Linked DNA regions of Homo sapiens: region 1 is linked to region 2. The links are chromatin loops, found by intact Hi-C in ENCODE. Cell type or tissue: Caco-2. All regions are shown on one strand. Each heading gives the region's core, and the rest is flanking DNA. Links, peaks and the distances in the headings are about the cores only. Region 1 overlaps RIPPLY2-CYB5R4 (RIPPLY2-CYB5R4 readthrough). Region 2 holds the start of MRAP2 (melanocortin 2 receptor accessory protein 2).

The links. Hi-C counts contacts between places; a loop is a spot of excess contacts. Peaks named below come from ENCODE experiments on the same cell type or tissue, not always from the same donor. Only the 100,000 strongest peaks of a DNase experiment are listed, where the experiment ranks them.
Region 1: a loop joins it to region 2, with 1.8 times the contacts of the local background. A loop is called at or near these places in 1 of 110 quality-filtered maps.

Annotation. Positions count from the first base shown.
Region 1 is chr6:83,951,706-83,960,045 of GRCh38, forward strand. It overlaps RIPPLY2-CYB5R4 (RIPPLY2-CYB5R4 readthrough), which reads left to right. Exons shown (of 18, transcript NR_174604.1): 17 at 3,593-3,757; 18 at 8,119-8,340. CYB5R4 (cytochrome b5 reductase 4) reads left to right here. Exons shown (of 16, transcript NM_016230.4): 15 at 3,593-3,757; 16 at 8,119-8,340. The coding sequence ends at 8,173. Among named protein-coding and RNA genes, the nearest start is that of LINC02857, 65 kb to the right of the region's middle. In Caco-2, for the core only: no CTCF peak of the experiment used is centred there; no DNase peak of the experiment used is centred there.
Region 2 is chr6:84,029,367-84,037,706 of GRCh38, forward strand. It overlaps MRAP2 (melanocortin 2 receptor accessory protein 2), which reads left to right and starts at 4,406. Exons shown (of 4, transcript NM_138409.4): 1 at 4,406-4,517. In Caco-2, for the core only: no CTCF peak of the experiment used is centred there; a DNase peak (open chromatin) is centred at 4,355; H3K4me3 peaks cover 1,200 bases; H3K27me3 peaks cover 115 bases.

The DNA.
Region 1 (8,340 bases), core at 59-8,058, 78 kb before region 2:
CAAGTCTTTGCTATTGTGAATAGTGCTGCAATAAACATACATGTGCATGTGTCTTTATAGTAGAATGACTTATAATCCTTTGAGTATATACCCAGTAATGGGATTGCTGGGTCAAATGGTCTTTCTGGTTCTAGATCCTTGAGGAATCGCCACACTGTTTTCTACGATGGTTGAACTAATTTGCACTCCTGCCAACAGTGTAAAAGTGTTCCTGTTTCTCCACGTCCTCTCCAGCATCTGTTACATTTTGACAAATGCCTCTGACAATGAAAACACTTAGCAGAGAATACTATACCCAGCCTACATTGTCATTGTTGATGACATTAACACTGACAGTGTCATTAACAGTGATGTTGTTAGTGTCATTATTTTTACACTAGAGTGGATTGGGAGGTTAGTTGGGGCAAAAGAGAGAGGGGAAATAAAGGGATTCTAAGCAGCATGGAAATGGGTCACAAAGGAAACGGGACTATTTACCCACTTATATGCACCAATAGAAGATAGAAGACAATTTACATCACTTTAAAGATTTGTGTGCTCACTCCCTGCAAAATGTGCTTGACATTACAAAAAGATAAGAAATCAGTAAGACTACCCTAGTGGTGGTGAAGTTCTAAAGTACATAAGTGACTGTAAAGTCTGTGCCTTGAGAGAAACAAAAAACATACCATAGATATCTAGTGAAAAGAATTTTATTCCATTTTTGTGAGGGTGGGAATATCAGAGCTTCATGGAAGAAGGGGCTTTTGAGCTGGGCTTTGGGAAATGATTAGCATTTCTTGGAGCGGGAAAATAAATCTGGGTAGTAGGATTGCATAAGACATGAGGGCCAGGATATTCTAGTGTTTTAATGACAGAGTAGAGTTGTTTTGTTGAAATAAATATTGTGCATGAAGGAGAATGATGCAGAATAACTAAAAATAAACCCATTAAACCTTATATCAGTTTTAGAAGGAATCTTAATAGTTATCATTTCTGATCTTTTTGTTTACAATTGAGGAAACAAGATAGGCTAAAATCAGGTGCTGAAAGACCTTGAATGTAATTAATATGTGAAGTAAATATTATATATCAGATAGACATAGGAAGAAGGCACAGTGACACTCTGTGGCTCATCTCCCTGTAGTGCTGACAGGCTCTGTGGACTATATGTTTTTGTCTTCTGATGTCAGTATTGGGACTGGCAATGTGGCAGTTCCATTTAAGTTAGCAAAAGCTGATGATGCCAGAAGCAGAAGTAAATTGAACAGTATACCTGAAACTGTTTCTTTTTCCCCAGCCTCTTATGCTGACAGATATGCAGCCCACTAATCTGGAGCCTTATAGCACTTTCGGTTTCTTCCAGGAGATGTTCCTCAGATGTTGTGTTGCTCAGAATGTGTTCTTTGAAATGTTAATGTGTTCCCCGGAATGGACTCTGTGATTGAATAAATTTGGGAAACAGTATATGCCTTCCTGAAGATTTACTCTGAACTTAGCATATATAAGGCTTTCTGAAATTCTACGGAAATATATTTAACTTTTTTTAACCCAGTATGTCACAGACTTATTTGATAGTTAGCCTGCTTTCATGGAATAACTACTAACATCTGGAGGCATACTAGTGTTTCATTAGATTCATTTTAAGAAATGTTTCCATATAATTATGGAAACATATATAATTATATATATTTTATCTAATTTTGATTCCTAGTTTTGTGAGATTTTTTTCCTTTGAGCACATAGCAATTTTTACTACAGTTGCAGGCATTTTCTTTAGCTAGAAAAAAAACAAAAAACAAAAAAAACAAAAGCAGGAAAAGCTGGGGCCCCAAGTACTCTGAAATACCAATCTGTGGGCAGTGAGGAATCACTGAAGCTTTTAAGCAAAAAAGTTGTAAAGTTGTATCAGAGTTTTTAGGGGAACTAATATGGCAATGGTATATCAAATAGATTAAGGGCTAAGGCTGTTAATGTAATATTTTAGATGAGATATAAGAACCTGATCTGGAGTTGTGACAGTAAAAATGGGAAGGTAAGGGACTTTGTGTGAGAAAATGAAGGAGGCAAGTTGCTGAAGCTGATTGGCTAGAGGAGGAGGGAATAAGTCGTTGGATGACTGCTAATGATTTAGACTAAATGAATACATTTGTATTTCAAGACTTGTCATCTCAGATCACTATCAGCCTACTTTAAAATAAAATTTTTGACAAGCTTACTTAGATTGACGTTTGAGATCACATAGGCACTCATCAGAAGCAGGTCTGTTCTCTTCCTCTTTCATATTACTTTGTATTTTATGGGTTATCTGAATTTATTTTCAGGTAACCTTTTCAAGGGTCCCAACCCCTTCTGGCACTTTTGAAATTATAAAAGAATTTCAGGATGTTTACTGTGTGCCCCCCACATGTCTCCAGCATCTCAAAGCTGTAATTTTTTAGACAGTAAGTTAACCTTCATTCAGAAAACCCAGGAGAGAGTATTCCACAGGAATTGTCTATATTTTGATATAAAAAATCTTTCATTAAAGAATTATTGAGTCTTAACTTGGGAATGCTCCTGTTCCAGTTTAAGCTCTTTTCTCAGCGTATGAAAAGGAGATAAGCAGGATAACAGCCTCTTTAGAATATCCTTAAATTGCAGCCAGAGATTAAAATGCATGTGTCACTGGTAATTGCTATTTACTGTGATTTATACCAGCATATTATTATTGTTTATTTTGGGTTCAGGGGGTACATGTGCAGGTTTGCTTGAAGGGTATATTGCGTGATGCTGAAATTTGGATTTCTATTGATCTTGTCACCTAGACAATGAACATAGTACACACTAGGAGGGTTTTCAGCCCTTGCCCCTTTCCCTACACCTCCCTCCTTTTGGAGCCCCCAGTGTCTATTGTTCTCATCTTTATGTTCTTATGTACACAGGGTTTAGCTCCACTCATAAGTGAGAACATGCAATATTTGTTCTTTTTTTTCAATACTAGTAGATTATTAATAGAAATGTAGCGTTCTCTGAGATCCCTTGGGATCTTTATTTCATTTATATATTTATTTTTAATTAATTTCTTTTTTAAGAGACAGGTTCTTGCTCTGTTGCCTAGGCTGGTGCAATCATATCTCACTGGATCAAACGATCCTCCTGCCTCAGCTTCCCAAATAGCTAGGACCACAGGCACATGCCACCACACCTGGCTAAGTTTAAACAGTTTTTTTTGTTGTTGTTGTTTTTGGGTTTTTTTTTTTGTAGAAACTAGGTCTCACTGTGTTGCCCAGGCTGGTCTCAAACTCCTGTTCTCAAACAATCCTCCCACCTTGGCCTCCCAAGATGCTAGGGTTACAGGTGTGAGCTACCATGCTTGGATAATTAGTTCAATTTAAAAAAAAATGCCAAATTACATTCCTTATCTATAGGAAAAGCTAATCCTTAGTAAATATAGATTTACCTATACGTTTTTGTTAAATCTTACAATTTTTTTCAGTGTTTTTCTAGCAAGTAAGTGTATCTTTATATATTAAATTGTTCCTTTAGGGGAGAAATATATTCTTGAACTTGAAACATGTTAATAATATGTTTAAAATAATAAACTTTAAAAAGCTGTTTTTCTTTTCCCTAGACTGGATGTTGAATTTGTTCTCTCAGCACCTATTTCTGAATGGAATGGCAAACAGGGACATATTTCACCAGCTCTTCTTTCTGAATTTTTGAAAAGAAATTTGGACAAATCCAAAGTTCTCGTCTGCATTTGTGGACCAGTGCCATTTACAGAACAAGGAGTAAGGTGAGTAACAGTGTAGTAGGAAACAGACTGCCCAACACTGAAGTGAAGATCTTTCATAACAAGCATCTCTCAGTTCTTCCTGTTTATATGAAACTGCACTTTAATAATCTTACAGTTTTAGAAAATAACAAAGTCTTTAAATCTTCGTATAGTTTGAGTTGGAGGCCAGGATTATGCATATTGTTAGATAAAACATAAAAGTAAGTTACAGCCAGCAGTCAGTGTTCTCTGCTCGTGATGGCTGCCAATATTGTTACACTCACAAGATTGGTGCCACAATTCTTATTTGGGACATTAGGCCCAACCTCTTCTTCCATCAAAGCTTCATAATATATAGTAATTAATAAGGAATGTTCATCTCATTGTAGCTTTTGATCTTCATTCTCTGTAACTGAGTGAAAGTAAATAATATATGTGATCAAAAGCCAAGCAGCAAGACAAAAAGGGAAGACTAGAACACAAATAAGGCAAGACTAATAGTTGAAGCATGGATCATGAAAAATCAGTGGTAGTGGCGATCCTGTTTGAAATTCATCTTGATGTGATTTAGCTTTAAAATGGCACTTTAAAATATTTGGTTAAATATAGCCCCTATTGGATTTCTAGATAATTTTAAAATATGGCTGTTCTAAGTGCCCTATTCTTATTTAGTAGGTGACTAACCTAACATTTCTAGATGTTGATGAAAAAAGTCAAACTCTGTAAAATCTTTGAAGAGATTTATTCTGAGCCAAATATAGTGACCGTGGCCTGTGACACAGCCCTCAGGAGGTCCTGAGAACATGTGCCCAAGGTGGTCGGGGCATAGCTTGGTTTGATACATTTTAGGGAGGCATGAGACATCAATCAAATACATTTAAGAAATACATTAGTTTGGTCCAGAAAGGCAGGACAACTCAAAGCTGGATTGGGGGGGGCACGGGTTTCCAGGCTCTAGGTAAGTTTAAACATTTAAACATTTTCTGGTTGACAATTGGTTGAGTTTGTCTAAAGACCTGAGATCCACAGAAAGGGAATGTTCAGGTTAAGATAAAAGATTGTGGAGACCAAGGTTCTTTTGAAGTCTTACAGTGGCTGCCCTTAGAGATAATAGATGACAATGTTTCCTGTTCAGACCTTTAAAAGGTACTAGACTCTTAGTTAACCTCTTCAGGATTGGACTGGCCTGGAAGAAGAAGATCTAGCTATGTTAATAGGATTCTTTACAGATGCAAATTTTCCCCCACAAAGGACAGATTTGCAGGGCCATTTCAAGACATGGCAAAGAAACATGTTTTGGGGTAAAACATTTTTATTTTCTTCCTTGTCTCGTAATGTTATGCCAGAGTCAGGTTGGAAAGTAAGTCACGATATATGGGGTTAAATAAAACCCATCTGATGAGAATTTATGGTTTGTAGGGCATGACTTCCCAGACCCCTTAGATAGGAATTTGGGCAAGATAAAAAAAAAAAAAAAATCAGAGTTTAGTCCTCATAGATAATCTTATATCTTGCTTTTTTATTTAAAATTTTAATTGTAGAAAAGATTGACCCCCCAATCAATAAAAACATTAAAAACTTTTTTCTTGTCATATTTAAAATGTATTTTATTTTTAATTAAATATATTTCTATTTTAATGCTTTAAGAAAAATGTTGTTTTAGTTAAACTCTCTCAACTTAAAAAGATTTTTCAAGTTTCTGTGTAAACTTTTGCTCTTTTAAAGCTCAAGCAAAACTATTAAAATTACAATGAAGACTAACATAGTTTGAATATAAAAAATTTTTTATGAAAAAAGGCTAAGAGCTGTACTGTCTTCTGCTGTATTGCTTCTGCTATTTTAGAAGTATCTCAATGAGTACTTTACAGATTGCAATATAATAATACTTTTAAATAATTAGAATCATTTTTGCATTTTTAAAATTGACCATAAACTTAGGGAGGCCAAGGCAGGTGGATCACCTGAGGTCAGGAGTTCGAGACCAGCCTGGCCAACATGGTGAAACCCCATCTCTACTAAAAATACAAAAATTAGCCGAGCATGGTGGTGGGCACCTGTGATCCCAGCTACTTGGGAGGCTGAGGCAGGAGGATCGCTCGAATCTAGGAGGCGGAGGTTGGCAATGAGCCAGGATCGCGCCATTGCACTCCAGCCTGGGCAACAAGAGCGAAACTCTGTCTCAAAAAAAAAAAAAAAAAAAAAAAATTGACCAGAACCTATATGGCTTTCTTTTCTCAGTTTTACCTCAGAGCCAATCTTTCAATGCTGTGCTAACTGGCTTACCCAGAGTTGCTCAGGAGTATTTATTAATCATTACATGTGGATTCCTGCTATTACTCACTCCTGAACATGCTGCATAGAGTTGCATTCTGAGATGTAACTTGATTCAAATTAGTACTTAAAATTCATAGTAGCTGCCCTTGTGACTCTCAGTTAGGACTCATTTCTTTGGTTTCCTTATCCTCATCATCTTAATGGATGTGGTGTATTTTTCTTGATTAGCAATTATATGGGTTTCTTATTATAGTTTTTGCTGTTCTGAAAAATGAGTCTTTCTTGTGATTGTGATGTCCACTCCTAGAGTGCTGCAAAGTTAATCTCATGTCTGCTACATAGATTATATTAAAAATATAGCCATCCCAGACATATTCTCCATATTTGGTGAACATTTGTCAGTCTGTATGGTATGATAACAGAGAAAGACTCAGAAACCTATTTTTTAAAAAATACAGATAAGCAGCTTATCATTACTTGGCCAATAATGGTTCTTTATCCATTAAATATGTACTTTATTACAGAGGTTAGTAAAACAGTCTCTGCTTTCCAGGACCACACTATCTAGTGGTAGAAACAAATGCACGTGCTGATAACCAAAGTATGACTCAGAACACCACAAATATCTTACTAGAGATAAAATCAAGATGTTACAGGAATTCCGGGAGAGATGGGTTACTTTTACCTAGCGATGTGTGTGTTGGAGAGACAGGAGCTGCATGGTCAAAAAAGTCATGTGCACAGCATGTGGACTAAAACCTACCAGTCAAGAGAGATGGAGAAGGGGATAGTACAGGCAGGGAGAACTGGCAGATGCATTAGGGGTGCAGATTTATACAAAAGACTAGACTGGTTTGGCTAGAGTGAAGCTGCTTGCCTGGGAGAACAGGATGGAATGGTAGCATGGGCCCAGATACTGAGAGGCTTTACTGCTGCACTGTGTTGGCTTCAACTCCTGTGCCCTACTGGCCCTTTGTGTGAGTATGTGTATGCCCTCTGGGAGCTGCCAGCTGGGGTTTAAATCCCAGGTCTACCACTTACAAGCATCTTACAATCATTTGCTGGGTGTCCTAGGGCAGTTCTTAACCCTTCTAAGCTTTAGTGCACTTATCTATAAAAATGAATAAATAATAATACCTATGCATGTGAAGTGCATAGCAAAGTGACATTTATAATAGAGTAAGTGGTAAAAAAGTAGTTATTATACTATTTTCCTAGTTGAACAATACGCAGTATTTCTGCTTTTCCTGTTCAGTAGGGGGAGAATGAAGATAGAATCGTAGGGGAATCAACTCCTTTCTTTGAAAACTGGTGAATAAAGGGGAAAAAAATCAAACATTTATTCTCCCTTTGTTATATGAGCCATACTACTGAATAATCACATAATAAATGAGCAGACATTTTTCTTTATAGGATTCCTCAGCTGATTAATGAATAAAGAATGATAGAAGTAGAATATCACCAATTGCAGTGCTTAATGAACTAATGGATCTATACATAGATCATAATGGTAGCTAGCACTCAAAAAGAGAGGCAACCATTTATTACATGCCTCCAGATAGAGGAACATTACCTGTGAAATAGTCTTGTCAAAAAGATTTGAACCTGTGTCTGATCAAGCCTCTAGATCCATATATTAAGTTATGGAAAATATGAGGACATAAAGACATATTATTAAGGAATACCACAGGGATGTAGAAAAATGAAGGTTTTAGGAGACTCAACAAATAAAAATCTGATTTTTGTCAACAAATAAATTGCAGGATGGAGTGGGGGTCTGGGGGATCTTACAGATCAAAGGATGCCTAAAAGACTTATCAGCCAATCATAATGAGTAAATTTTAATTGGCTATTGATTGAAACTATTTTTTAAAATTATGACATTTATGAGCTAGTTGAAAATTTGAGCACTGCTTAGATATTTCATGATATTTAGGAGTTACTAATCACTAATTTTTTAAGAGGTGATAGTGTTTTTTTATTTAAAAAAAACTACATAGTGAATGGGGAAAATGAAAAAGTATCATGATTATGGTGGTAAACTGCTCTTATTTCTTCATTTTAAAGCATTTTCCCTAAGAAACATGTGCTTTTTATTTGTTTTTCAGGTTGCTGCATGATCTCAACTTTTCCAAAAATGAGATCCATAGTTTTACAGCATAATGAAGAGCTGTCATTGTCCTTTATTCAACTAGTTTATCTAAATTTGTGATTGCTTAGGGTTTTTTAAGAGAACATTTTTGTACATAACAAAAGGTTAACTAGAATCCAGCCTTCAGTTTCTTAAATGAAATCAAATGTTCCTTCAGTACAGGTAACTTCTTGGCTTT
Region 2 (8,340 bases), core at 312-8,311:
TTGAATTGGTATTCTGTAAGTCTATCAGTCTGCTCAGGCCACCATAACCATGTACCACAGACTGGGTGGCTTAACCAATAGAAATGTATTTTCTTGCAATTCTGGAAATGAAGGCCAAAAGCAAAGTGCCAGCAGGGTAGGCTTCCTCTGAGGGCTGTCAGGAAAGGCTCTGTTCCAGGCCTCTCTCCCTGCCTTGCAGATAGCCACCCCCATGCTGCCTCTTCATATCGGAGTCCTTCTGTATCCATATGCCCCATGGTGTCTCTCTGTGTGTACTCTTCTTATAACAACAGTCAGATTGGGGTAGGGCCCACCCATATGATCTCATTGAACCTAATCACCTTTTTCAAGGCCCGATCGCCAAATACAGTCACATTCTGAGGTACCAAGGCTTAGGACATATGAATTTTGGGGGACACCATTCAGCCCATCGCAGCAATTGAAGTCAGATGAGGCAATGAAGCACGCGCTTAGGGCTTAGAGTCGTGGCTCTCTGTGGCCCTGCTTTCTGCCACCTTCCCAGGACACATTCTCAGGTGCCTCCCTGCCTCTTGGCCTTCTGGCCACCCAGCAACCCCTTCCTTCCACACTTAGAAGGCACATGGGCACAGGTGCTGGGAGGACCAGGGTCAAGCCATCCTAGCCCCGGGATGTCAGTGCCACTGCATGTTTGGAGGTGATTTGGCAGGGGCAAGCCTTGCACCCACCCCAATCCAGGTATCCAGCATATCCTGGTTGATGTTGCAATTCCTTGGGATTTCCTGAAGTCCATGGACCTATGGAAGGCTGTGGGAAAGGAAAGTGACTTCCCCCACTTCCTAGCCCTGGGTCATTCAGCCTTTTTGAGAATTTGACTAAAGTTAGACAACCTCTCTCTACCCTGGAAAGTTGACATACATAGACAGCCATGATTTTTATATATATTAAGCGGGTGATGAACTTCATAAAAGCTACTCTGTGCACCTCTTGTGATTTGGCCCTGCTTACCTTTCCAGCCTCATGTCAACTCTGCTTTCACCATGCTGCAGCCCTCTTGAATCAGCAAAGCCATTCTCTGAATGCATTGTATCCTTCCACGCGTGTTTTTGCAAGCGCTCTTTCCTCTGTCTACCATATGCTTTCCTTCATTAGCATTGTAAAAAACTTCAAAATTAAAATTACATTCTGTCTTCTTAGAGAATCCATGCTGTCACCTCCTACTTCCTATAACCTAAGTTAAACCAAGTGCTCCTCTAGGACATCCATGAGTCTAAAAGGTTTATAATACTAAGTTTTTATTATTTCCTTACCTTTGTCCTTTCTACAGGATTGTGAGCATTTTGAGGACAAGGACTGTGTTTTAATCATTGCTATTTTCCTGGTGTCTAGGACAGAGCTGAGCACAGTCAATGTTTGCAAATATCTGTTGAAAGATCAAATGAATGCATTCCTGAATGAACGACTGAAAGAGAAGTATGAGCTTGTGGTGAGCTCATTTTGGAGCCAAACGGTGCTGGGTTTAAATCCTGGCTCTCTTGAAGACTAGTATTGTGACCTAAGGGAGATTACTCTAAAGCCTCTGTTTTCTAATCTTGAAATAAGGCAAATGGAATTTACCTCAAGACAAACCATTGTCAACTTATATTGATGAACAACAGCTATAGCTACATATAACTTAGTCCTGTCACTAAATTTCTGTGAGTTATCTTGGAATGAAAAGACAAAATTAAAAGACAATGAAGCTGTATTCTTGCAGATTAATTTATTAAGAACAACAGTAAAAATATACTCATTGAATGTCTACTGGGTAGAAGACATTATGCTAGGACCTGTGGAGAAATTAAATATAAATTAATATTTGGCCTATGGAGGAGTTAAGGTATACAGTATAGGCTAAATTTTAAAATAAAGTAGGAAATGTCAGGTGCCATAAGAGAGGTATCAGATTTTAGATTAAGAGTTCGTTTGTAGCTGAGACAATGAGGAAGGCTTTTTGGGACAAGTGGTGTTTGAAAAGACCTTTCCTACAAAGGAAAGGTCAAAAGATTTTTGCTGACAGTGGAGGAAGGAAGACAGGAATGAATGCAACCATGAGGAGGTGGAGATATCTAGGAGAGAAATGTGGGCTTGGCCATCCTATTGATGTCATTGTTTCACCAGATGCTGCAGTTTCAGCTTCTGAAACCAAGGGTTAGTGACCTGCCTTTTTCACAAAGTACAATGTGCCCTGGTTTTCTGTCTGGAGCCATTGATGCTCTGCCCAGAACAAGGCCACCTGATGCCGACAGCTAAGGCAGAAATTGGCCTGTTCACACCGTAGCCCCTCAGAAGCAGCAGTTTTGTCACTCTTTTTCACAATGCCCTGAAGACACTTGGCAGAGGCTCTACTGCAGGGGTGAGGAATCACATCCCTGTGAATAGGAATGAGCAACTGGAACTGGTGTGGACACTTGGGGAATGATTAATAAATCTTATCACAGATTGTCAAATTATGTTATTTAGAATCAAACTGCTTGTGGATGAGGCAGAAGATACATACACACACTATAAAGATGGTTTTCTCTAATGACCAGTGATGATGAGCTTTTTTCCATATGTTTGTTGGCTGCATAAATGTCTTCTTTTGAGAAGTATCTGTTCATATCCTTTGCCCACTTTTTGATGGGGTTGTTTTCTTCTTGTAAATTTGTTTAAGTTGCTTGTACATTCTGGATATTAGACCTTTGTCAGATGGATAGATTGCAAAAATTTTCTCCCATTCTGTAGGTTGCCTGTTCACTCCAAATGCCCATCAATGATAGAATGGATAAAGAAAATGTGGCACACATACACCATAGAATACTATGCAGCCATAAAAAAGGATGAGTTTGTGTCCTTTGCAGGGACATGGATGAAGCTGGAAACCACCATTCTCAGCAAACTAACACAGGAACAGAAAACCAAATGAGCATGTTCTCACTCATAAGTGGGAGTTGAACAGTGAGAACACATGGACACAGGGAGGGGAACATCATACACCGGGGCCTGTCGGGGGTGGGCGGCAAGGAGAGGAAGAGCATTAGGACAAATACCTAATGCAAGCGGGGCTTAAAACCTAGATGACAAGTTGATAAATGCAGCAAACCACGCTGGCACATGTATACCTATGTAACAAATCTGTACATTCTGCACATGTATCCCAGAACTTAAAATTAAAAAAAAGAAGAAGAAGAAAAATGGTGTTCAAAATATTTCATTTTACAAGTGGTAATGAAACTGAGCTTTTAAAAAAAAATCAGTGATGAGATGTCATTTCCAGGAATCCTCTTTTGGCACCACCAGCTTGAGTTCATCACACTGCCACCAGCCTGCATGGGTGCTGCATTTCCCCTGCTGCTGTATAATGGTGGTTAAACTATGGTTCTGGGGCACCAGGCTTCCTGACCTTGAAGGCAAGCTCCTCTATTGACTAGCATATGACCTTGGGCAGTTCCTTTAACCTTCCTAAGTTACAGTTTCTCATCAGTAAAATGGAAATGGTGGCAATACCTGTCTAATATGGCATATGGAGAGTAGTAAAAGAAATGACTAGTGCAGTAAAGAACATCTCAGTGCCTGCCACACAGCAAGTGCTTTCTCTCCAGATACCAGCGTGACTTCTTTCTGTCTCATCTCCTTTAGATCTTTACTCCACTGTGAAGCCATCTTTGACCATCCCATTTAAAAATGCACCCCCTACCTCCAAACATTATCCCATTTCCTCCCTTCTTTTTTGTCCACCGCACTTCATCACTATCTCACATACTATGTATTTTAGTTATTTGTTATGTTTATGCCTGTCTCTTTAGTAGAATGCAAGCACCAAGCACCTGTATTCCCAGATCAATGCCTGGCATGCAATAAGGACTCAAGGGAGGAAGAGATGAGCCAGCCCTGCTATGCTGAAACTACTCCCGGCCCAGTGCTAGCCCTTTGGGACCCCGTTTGAACGTCTGACTGCCCTTTGACACCTGGACCAGTGGGCAGGAAGAGAAACTAAAATCGAGGTAGTAATTTAAGCAGCACATTATGGGGGGGCTCTGGCCTTACTGAACTTGAACTCAATGCTGCCGATTTTTCATAAGCCTTGATTCATGATACCCCACTCCCTCTTGCTCAGCTAATGAGCTCCTCCTGTTACCCAAAGTTGACCCGAGGGACCCACTGCAGAGCCCGGGATGGCAAAGAATTCTCTGACTCAGGCTCTGACCCGGACTCGGAGGGGCAAAGTGAGCAGGAAAGGGATCTGCAAAGCTCACCTCCTCTTGGCCAAGGCGGCCTCGCGCTGGGGAGGCGGCTCTCGCGCTGGGGAGGCGGCTCCCGCGCTGCAGCCCTGCTCCGGCGCCCCGCGCCGCCTCCGCTGCGGGTCGGGAGCGCGCGTCTCCGCCGCACCTCGGATCTAGGAGCTACTCGCCCGGCCCTGGGCGGTGGGAGGCGGCGGCGGCGGCGGCGCTCGCGCACCTCGGAGGAGCCAGGAGCCGGAACCAGGGCCGAGCCCGCGGGCCGGGGCTAGCCAGCCGGTAACCACGGGCGGGACAGGGCGCCCAGGGCGGAGCAAAGCCCGGGCGCTGGGTGCGGGGCGCGTGCAGCTTTGGTCAAGGCAGGGCTTGCTTGGGTTTGGGGGCAGTCTTTAGTTTAGAGGGGCTAGAGAATGGGGTGGGAGGAGGAGAATTGGGGTGTGAGGACGCCCACGGGAAGAGTGTGGACCCCGTGGAGAGCACCAAGTTTAAAACCTTCCCGGCAGCCCGCTGATGTGCGTGTGGACGCCGCTGGGCGTCCGAAAAGCCTGGAAGCGGCGGCGCTCGGGGCTTGGGTGGGCTTCCTCCCCTCCGCTGGGCCCCAGCGGCCGAGGCACACCCTTTCCCGCTGGTGAGAAAACTTTCCTTGCTGCGGCCCTCCTGCCGCCTTGGTGCCCTGCAACTGAGAGAGCCCCCCTGGGCTGGGGAAATGTGCTGGCTCCTGGCCCCGGGCGCGCCTCCATGCACTGGGCAGGGTTCTCAGATGATGCCTGGCTTGACAGTTGCTCATTCATTTTGTTTGGACTGGGGAGCCTGCTCGCAGGTCGTGTTACTGATTAGAGGGAAATAGGGGTTTTACACTTTCCCCGCCGCCCCACCCCGCAACCCGCCCCCGCTCCCCCCGCCCGCCCCGCGCCCCGTGCCCCGTGCCTTTCCCATCCTTTCTGTGTAATTAATTGAGGAAGGCAAAGAGTAGTCTCTGCAGAAACCTGTTTGGAGGCGTTGTGGTTTCCACAGCATGTTAGATGGCACAGAATCTCAGCCACTACTCTGCATTTAGTTTGACAACAGTGAAACACTCTGGTGTTTTGAAGGCAAAGGAAGCTTGAGGGAATGTGTCCAGGGAGACGAGAGAAGGGAACTCTTATGCATAAATTAATTCTTACGAAAACCCCAAAAGTAAACAGTAGTATTTTCAGTTTGCAGGTAGAGAAAATTAGATTGCGATATTAAATACGTTTTCCAAGGTGACTGCCCCAGTTAAGTAATAGTGGGGAGTAGGGGTCTGGAAGCTAGGACTGTGAGTCTAGTTTCCTTTAGGTACATTGCATGGGGTACACAGACAAGAACAGGTGCAGGAGAGTGACGAGGGCCTGCAAGGATAAGGTCAGGAAAGCCAGAGGCCACTGTGAGCTGGGGTACCCACAAGGAGTTTCGTTCTTATGAGGAAGATCATCCAGTGTTTATGGAAGAATAGATAATATTAACAGGTGATAGGAAAAGGAAGAGTTGCTTCCAGTCTGTATCTTTCTTTTCAAAGTGAGGCCAGCCTAAACCCTTTAAAGAGGGTCTCGAAGCCCGAAACTGGACTGGATTGTTCAAAACCCAAATGGCAGACGTCCTAGAGTAGTGAAAGCGGTTACAGTCATCTTTGTGCAGGTATGAGAGATGAGAATGGACCCAGGAGACTTTTTAAAAGAGGGAAACATTGAATCCTGGCAACATTCTAGAACAAATTCTTTAAGATAGCTCAAAACTACCTAGGGAAGCATTTACAAATACTTACGCCAAACCAACTCCCTTCCCTTTTCTAGCAATCTACTGGGATATAGATCAGGGTATGCTGTATCCATTGTCTTCAAATGTGGGCTGTGACTCATTAGGCTAATGATCAGTTTAGTGAGTTGCAAATAGCAGTTTTTAAAACATGAAAGCCAAGAGAAAGAAAGATAAGATATCAGAGTGCATTGCAGGAGCAAGGGAAAGTACTGTTTTGTGAAGCGCGCGCTGGTGATGCATGTGTCCTGTTCTGTGTTGCTGATCCTGCTGCCTCTGCGTGAGTGTTCATACCCATCGCTAGCTGCCCCCTTTCAGCCTTCTGAGCTAGCCCCATTCTGGTCACAGTGGGGGTCATCTTCTTTTACCTTGCAGATTATGTCATCAACATATTCTGGAAAGCTGTTCGCTTCCTCCTCCCCATTTCTGTTGGCCCCCAGATGCTGAGGTATTTTGCCAATCAGAATTCATCTCTGAATTATTTATCTGTGACCTTTTTTGATAGTCACAGTTCATAGATAACTTTTATCAAACATATTAAATTAGTTCAAATTGTATAAAGAGAATATCACATCTGTCCTTTTTAGCTTTCAAGGGAAATGTTTTCATTACTTGGAGTACAAAAAATATTGGAAGAACAATATTCTTATGATGTTTGTGTAATATATTTAAGGAACTATTATTATACCAAGCTATGATATTTGGAAGATTACCAGATAATGCCTCATTGTGTCATTTTCTGTCTAGTCTTTTTTTTTTTTTAAATTTTTCTCATTTTGGCTTTTTTTCCTAAATGAAATATCAAGGTAGATATATGAGAACCTCTCCATAACTCTTGAACCCACTGGTTACTTCAAGAGTATGAGGGTTCATCATGCAAAGGAATATGAAGAAATGTTTTAATAAACAAAATGAAAAATAATATGAGGGTTGAGCAAGGAGGCCTTGTTGAATAGATTTACTTCCTTCATCCCAAAGCTAGTGATGGTGTATCTGAAATTGGTGGGTTCTTGGTCTCACTGACTTCAAGAATGAAGCCACGGACCCTTGCGGTGAGTGTTAACAGTTCTTAAAGATGGTGTGTTCTGAGTTTGCTCCTTCTGATGTTCGGACGTGTTTGGAGTTTCTTCCTTCTGGTGGGTTTGTGGTCTCGCTGGCTTCAGGAGTGAAGCTGCAGACCTTCACGGTGAGTGTTACAGCTCATAAAGGCAGTGCAGACCCAAAGAGTGAGCAGCAGCAAGATTTATTGCAAAGAGGGAAAGACCAAAGCTTCCACAGTGTGGAAGGGGACCTGAGCGCCTTACCACTGCTGGCTCCAGTAGCCTGCTTTTATTCCTTTATCTGACCCCACCCACATCCTGCTGATTGGTCTACTTTACAGAGAACTGATTGGTCTGTTTCACAGAGAGCTGATTGGTCCGTTTTGACAGGGTGCTGATTAGTGCATTTACAATCCCTGAGCTAGACACAGAGTGCTGATTGGTGTATTTACAATCCTCCAGCTAGACAAAAAAGTTCTCCAAGTCCCCACTAGATTAACTAGACACAGAGCACTGATTGGTGCATTTACAAACTTTGAGCTAGACACAGGGTGCTGATTGGTGCATTTACAAACCTTGAGCTAGACACAGAGGGCTGATTGGTGCATCCAAGAACCCCGAGCTAGACAAAGAGTGCTGATTGGTGTATTTACAATCCTCCAGCTAGACATAAAAGTTCTCTAAGTCCCCACTAGATTAGCTAGACACAGAGCACTGATTGTTGCGTTTACAAACCTTGAGCTAGACACAGAGTGTTGATTGGTGTGATTACAAACCTTGAGCTAGACACAGAGTGCTGACTGGTGTGTTTACAATCCTTTAGCTAGACATAAAAGTTCTCCAAGTCCCCACCAGATTAGCTAGATACAGAGTGCTGATTGGTGCATCCACGAACCCCGAGCTAGACACAGAGTGCTGATTGGTGCATATACAATCCTCCAACTAGACATAAAAGTTCTCCAAGTCCCCACCTGATTCAGGAGCCCAGCTGGCTTTGCCTAGTGGATCCCACGCCAGGGCCATGGGCGGAGCTGCCCACCAGTCCCATGCCACAAGCCTGCACTCCTCAGCCCTTGGGCGGTTGATGGGACCAGGCGCCATGGAGCAGGGGGCGGCGCCCGTTGGGGAGGCTCGGGCAGTGCGGGAGCCCACCACGGGGTGGGGGGCTGGGCTCTGGCATGGCGGGCTGCAGGTCCTGAGCTCTGCCCCACAGGGAGGCGGCTGAGGCCCGGTGAGAATTTGAGTGCGGCGCAGGCAGGCTGGCAGTGCTGGGGGACCTGGCGCCCCCT